Regions from separate parts of the Homo sapiens genome. Here region 1 is linked to region 2. Evidence: chromatin loops called from intact Hi-C (ENCODE). Cell type or tissue: ascending aorta. All regions are shown on one strand. Each heading gives the region's core, and the rest is flanking DNA. Links, peaks and the distances in the headings are about the cores only. Region 1 overlaps PTPRQ (protein tyrosine phosphatase receptor type Q). Region 2 overlaps PTPRQ (protein tyrosine phosphatase receptor type Q).

What was found. Peaks named below come from ENCODE experiments on the same cell type or tissue, not always from the same donor. Only the 100,000 strongest peaks of a DNase experiment are listed, where the experiment ranks them.
Region 1: a loop joins it to region 2, with 4 times the contacts of the local background. A loop is called at or near these places in 1 of 110 quality-filtered maps.

Annotation. Positions count from the first base shown.
Region 1 is chr12:80,550,748-80,553,682 of GRCh38, reverse strand. The region is part of intron 25 of PTPRQ (protein tyrosine phosphatase receptor type Q); the gene reads right to left. It overlaps LOC105369867 (a long non-coding RNA gene), which reads left to right. Exons shown (of 5, transcript XR_007063388.1): 3 at 1,420-1,519. Among named protein-coding and RNA genes, the nearest start is that of PTPRQ, 110 kb to the right of the region's middle. In ascending aorta, for the core only: no CTCF peak of the experiment used is centred there; a DNase peak (open chromatin) is centred at 1,584; H3K27ac peaks cover 719 bases.
Region 2 is chr12:80,625,440-80,628,374 of GRCh38, reverse strand. All of the region lies in intron 33 of PTPRQ (protein tyrosine phosphatase receptor type Q), which reads right to left. All of the region lies in intron 1 of LOC105369867 (a long non-coding RNA gene), which reads left to right. Among named protein-coding and RNA genes, the nearest start is that of MYF6, 81 kb to the left of the region's middle. In ascending aorta, for the core only: no CTCF peak of the experiment used is centred there; no DNase peak of the experiment used is centred there; H3K27ac peaks cover 1,130 bases.

The sequences.
Region 1 (2,935 bases), core at 333-2,832, 75 kb after region 2:
CAAACACTAATCTCCTCATAAATTCAATCGTCACGATACATGTTTAGCTGCATCCAGATTTGACCAAGTTTACATTAAAAAAATACCCAATAATCCCTGGAAGGTCAGACACTAGGCAGTGAGAGAGTGAGCCAAATTTGATTTCACTTTATGTCAAAAATAAGTACGGAGTCAGTGACTCAGAGCTGGCTATACACTGTGACTAATCTTAGACCACATAAATTAGAAGTATGCAACAGGCTGTAAAATTTTTTCCAATCTGAACAATAAATTCCCAGTTCTTACTAACCTCTTATCAACAAACAATTCATGTGAATCCATAAAAAATCAATTACCTAATAAATATTGTAATCATAAATATAATTACCTACTAGATGCAGAACAATTTTAAAAATAAAAATCAAAATATTTTTGAAGCAGCAATTAATACTCATGCTTTATATAAATGATTCTCCTTAAAGAATTTTTATATTTATATGGGAGAAAATATTTATAATTTTGCCTGATGGGAATGTGGAAATAATATATTGTAATGGAGTAAAAACCTCTATGAAAAATAATGAATTTTAGAAGAAAACAATTCATTTCTTTCTTCTACAACCATTTGAATGCCTACAATGTCCAAGGCTTTCTGTTAGAACTGTGAGTAAATAAAGACAAATAAGACATGGTTCCTACAAGCAAAGAGTTTGCGGTGGAAATGAGTGGTTCCCAAATTCAGCATTGTATTATTCACATGTCTTGTTTAAATGAAGATCTGAGTCCTAATTCCCAAATTCTGACTCCATAAGTCTAGAACCATGCCACAGTGCTGCACATTCTGATGCAGAATTCAAGCTTTGAGAAGCAATGGTACTCAGTAGTAGGAAAGTACATAGTTCATAGTACAATATGTTTAATAACTGCTTAATTCTTTGATTTTGAATCCCCTCAATCTCTACATATGTTGCCTTTTAATCCTGAGTTAAGACGGAATTCAAATTTCCAAATATATATATATATATATATATATATATATATATATATATATATATATAATTTTTTTTTTTTACAAAGACCTGGACCTTAAATTTAGGTGGCTCTACATCAGGTGCACATTGCGATTTGGATTATGAATCACAGTTCTACTAACTGAATTTCTGCTTCATTCCTGTGTCTAAGCTGTCACTTTGAGTACCAGTATACTCAATATTACTTTTAATGGCAAAAACTGCAGTTACTTTTGCACCAACCTAGTATCTCCTGCCTTGTTCCTGAATCTCTCATTTATTTCAGATATGTTGTCCTGTAATTTTATTTGCCAGTTCTCAAAGACTCAGCTCCTGCCCAATGATCAAGACCATTATACCTGGTGCTAGACCACCCTGATGCAGACCACCTACCTGGATTTTGACATTTTGACATTTTTTCTTCCCACAGACTCCACATAGCAATGATGTGCTGGCCACCCACTGGGAAAACACCTGTCACCCCTTGATGGACCTTTCTGACACTGTTTGCCTGTCCTCAAAAGTTCCTGGTAATCTACTCCAGTACTCTCCAATACATACAGAATATCGGAATTACCTAGAGAGATTCTTAAGTGCATGGATTCTTAAGCTTCACTCATTGAGGCTATGAGTCAGCAAGTCTGGGATGAAGTCCAGAAATGCCATTAAAGGCTTTAATAAAGAAGGCACATTTAAGCTGGGCTTTTAAAAATGAATAAAATTTTATGTGTCATAGAAAGGGAAAATAATAATACAGTTAAAGGAAGCAAAGCAATCTGATGATGAAAAATGGTTGGATATGTTTAAAGAAGAGAATCTAGTCAATTATTAGTTCATACTAGATGTTTAATAAATGTTTTCTGAGTTAAAATACTGAAATAGTGAAATAGCATGCTAAATAAATGAAGTTTGGCTGGAGACATCAGCTATATGAGAAGATACAATAAAAGGATATAAGAATAAAAAGCTAGAGAGAAGCCAAATTCTAATTAGCGATGGATTCTGGGATATTTTCTAGACAATGAGAATGAGCAAAATATTTGGAGTATTTTAACCCATCTCCTACACATGGTGCCTTTCATTATTACTTCTGTGCTTCAGGTACCCAACTTGACACGTCTAAACTTTATTGTTCAGATATTACATTTCACCTGCCAATGTATAAATGGTCTAATTGTATGTTAGAACCAATTCAATTAAGTGAGTAGGAGGAAAGATGAGACTTATGGGTAGGCTAAAGTAGTGTGGGTGATAAGGCTAGTTAAGATGTTATTACAGGAAGCAACAAGGTCCCTCTAATATACAATGGTGGTGGCCAAGGTGGAGAAGGGGCAAATTGCAGAGCCCTGATGGAAATTGAATTGATAAGACCTGATTGTATGTAGAAGAGATGGAGTAAGGAATTGTATAAAACTATGAGGCTTGGGGTCCAATGGATTGTCAAGAACAGGCATAGAAAACTAAGAAAAAGACAGTGATTTCATGTAACACAAATTCCATTTCATATATATTTGGAGTTGATACTCCAACTAGGTCTTCAGTTGGGATTTTTCAACAATTTGGGTGAATGTGCAAGAAAAAGAGAAAGAGGATAAATGCAGGAGATATTAGAATAAATTGATGGGGTAATATCCTAGAGAAGACATAAGATTAAAATGAAAATGAACAGCTAGATCCCTGAAAGAGGAAGGCAAGGACTTCCTAAGAGAAGATATCTGGAGGGCATAAATAAAGACATGGATAAATTTTGATGGAAGGAGGGCCTATCAATATATTTGATATTATTAGTAAAATAACAATAAATATGGATGATGGGGGAACAGACTAGGTTCAGAAAGAGAACAATTTTCATATGGAATAGAGAGTATTCCTATGAACATATTTCCTATGAAGAATAAACAAGGGATACATAGAAAATTTTGGAGCAGCTGGGACAATTAAGGACG
Region 2 (2,935 bases), core at 320-2,819:
TGTAATGTTACCAATATAAAAGAGTTCCTGTGGCTATCCTGCATGGTGGATTTGAATAAATACTGAATTTAAAACAGTTATCAGCACTTCATGGTCTGCTAGAATCTCCTGCTAAATTTAAAAAATGAGAAAGCAGCATGTATCACCTAAAGTATTTTAGGTACATTTTTTTATACATTAAAATACGAACGGTTTGATTTATGAATTTTCACATGGTGACTCTAATTGGATATGCTTGGGAAAGGAGGCATGAAGATGAATAAAGAATCCTCTTTATTAGGTAATAATGAATCACTGGGCCTTAGAACTCAGTGGGAAAAAAATGTTCTCATAGACCACACAAAAAATTTTTTTTAGATTAGATTACCATTTCAAAGCACTGGCCAAATGAGGAAATGACATATAATATATTAATAAACAATATGTAATCCTTTGGGCACATGAATTACAAAAGTGTCACTAAGAGAGGACAAAATGTTCCCTGATTATCAAGTACACTTTCTGATTCACTGTTATGCATGGACCCACAGAGCATTAACAGTAGAGAATGATGTCACTTCTCCAAATCCTTTAATAGAAAATGGAATTCTTTTACTTAAAAATATAAACATGTTTCTTTTTGTAGTAGGTGCAAGTCATTTCTGACTAGACTTAAAATCCTGTGACAAATCACATTAAATTGGTCTGTTTACATAATAAATTGTACTACTATAATTTGGCAAATCATAATTCTAAAGCACTAATTTTTCATAAGTATTATCTTCTGACTGAAGTTATCATTATTTAAATTCAGCATATGTATCCAACTTTTTAAGTCTGTTTTTAAGCCTATTCTCTAAGGAGAAACTTGAATTCAATTAGATATAAAGCTCATAGTACAATGCCTGGCTCCTGATAAAGATGCATATAAAATGGAAAGTCTTTTCCTCCTTATTTCTCCCTCTCCTTCTTCTCCTCCTCCCCTTCCTCCTCCTCCTCCTCTTCCTCCTTCTTTATTATTATTATTATTATTATTATTATTATTATTATAAAAATTGAGTTCTTATAACAGGACTAAAGTATAGGGAGTTCATCTTCTCTTTTGGCCCAGTGCTAGTCACCTAGGGTATTCAAACACTGAGCAAATAATTTACTAAAAGTTACTCAATTCCATAAGTCAAGAAATAGAGTTAGATAGGAGGAATAAATGATAAGTGCTTGAGGTGATGGATTTGTTAATTAACTTGATTCAATAATTGCACATGGTATACATATATCATGGCATCACTCTGTTCCCCATAAATATATACGTGTATAATTTGTCAATATTCAATAAAATTTTAAACATATAGATTAAAACACCCCATTGGGATGAACATCATTTTCATCCATACAGACAGGAAAAAATTTAAAGGTAGCTAATAAAGTGTTTGCTAGGGTGTGAGAAAAGTCACATTATTCGGTGTTAAAAAAATAAAAAGAAACCATATCTCTAAACACAAAAGCAACACATGCTTATCTGTGAACACTAACCTCAAAAGCCAAGACAAAGTGTGAGAAAAGAGAGCTGCTAGAAATAATTAAAACTATCAAGAAGAGAAAATGGTACAGCAAAGATAGGTTGTGGGAGCAGAAACATCACCCATAGTAATGAACTGGGGGCTACTTGGGGACTTAGTGATTTGCAGGTAGTGTGTGCAGTGGTTACAAGTACAGCACTGACTGAGGTCACGCTGCCTGGGTCTGAAAGCAGGTTCTGCCACCACCTTTGGGATGGTTAAAAAGCTTGGTCAAGTTAGTAAAAAACACAATGCTTCAAACTTCTTACCTAGAAATTGGCGCTATGTAAATAGGAGGTGTTGTTACAGAGTTGCAGTGAAGATGCATGAGTTTATATGTAAAACCCCTTAAAGACTTGGTACATAAACAATGACAGGTATCTTTATTAACAAACATTTCATATTTATTCATCCATTTTATTCATCTGATTTAATCTCCTAGTTAGCTTCTAAAATGAGTATTAGTATTCTCATTTTAGAAATAAGATTTCAGAACTTAAAAATAATTTTTTAAGTAACTAACCCACAATCTCATAAATTCAATATATACCAAGCCTGCCTGAAATACGTCTGTCTTGACTACAGAGTATGTGAGGTTCACCACCACATTACCACTGTCTCGTTAACAAAATACAATCTTCCTCTGTTCCTCTGGTGACTTTAGGGAAGTAATCCTTTGGATGCAAAAGATACATAGCAACTCCCTATTTCTGAATCTAAGTGAGCACATTGGAACTTTTCATTGTTAGCATAGTAATTAAATGAGAAGTGTTATGACAAAAGAAAACAATCACAGAGTGCCTTTGCCATGGGGTTTAAGATTTCATCATGTTCAGCTTTAATGAGAGCCCTGTAAGGTACAGAAACGGGTGTCTGGTTTTCAAATCACAGGATCCCTCTATAATTAAACCTTGTAATCAAAACATTGCCTACAAGCACTTTCCATAAACTGATGTGCCTAGGGAAGATTTTTTCAAAAAGTTTAAGAGGGTTTTTTGTGAATTTTGATAATAAAAATGCCAATACTCAATCTTGAGTAAAAACGAAATCAAATAAGTTTCAAGTATTTATTTAGGATTAAAATAATGCATACGTTATCTTCCCTGTTTATCCCTACAGGCCAGAAAGGTTTCCCTAAATGCAAACTGCTCTTCCACAGACTCATACTTATCCATCCAGTGAAGTTCTACCTGGCCATCTCTCACTTGTACTTTCATTAGTCCCTTTCACTAAACTTAAACATTTTTAAGATTATCAGTCTATGGTGATTCTTTTGCCCCTAATTTTAAACTCCAAATAATAACGTCTCTGAGAGGCATAATTACCACTACAATGGTCTGTGGAAACAGAGTCGTGCAAAAGCTCTTAAATCCCAAAGTTTCAACAGACAGGCAACT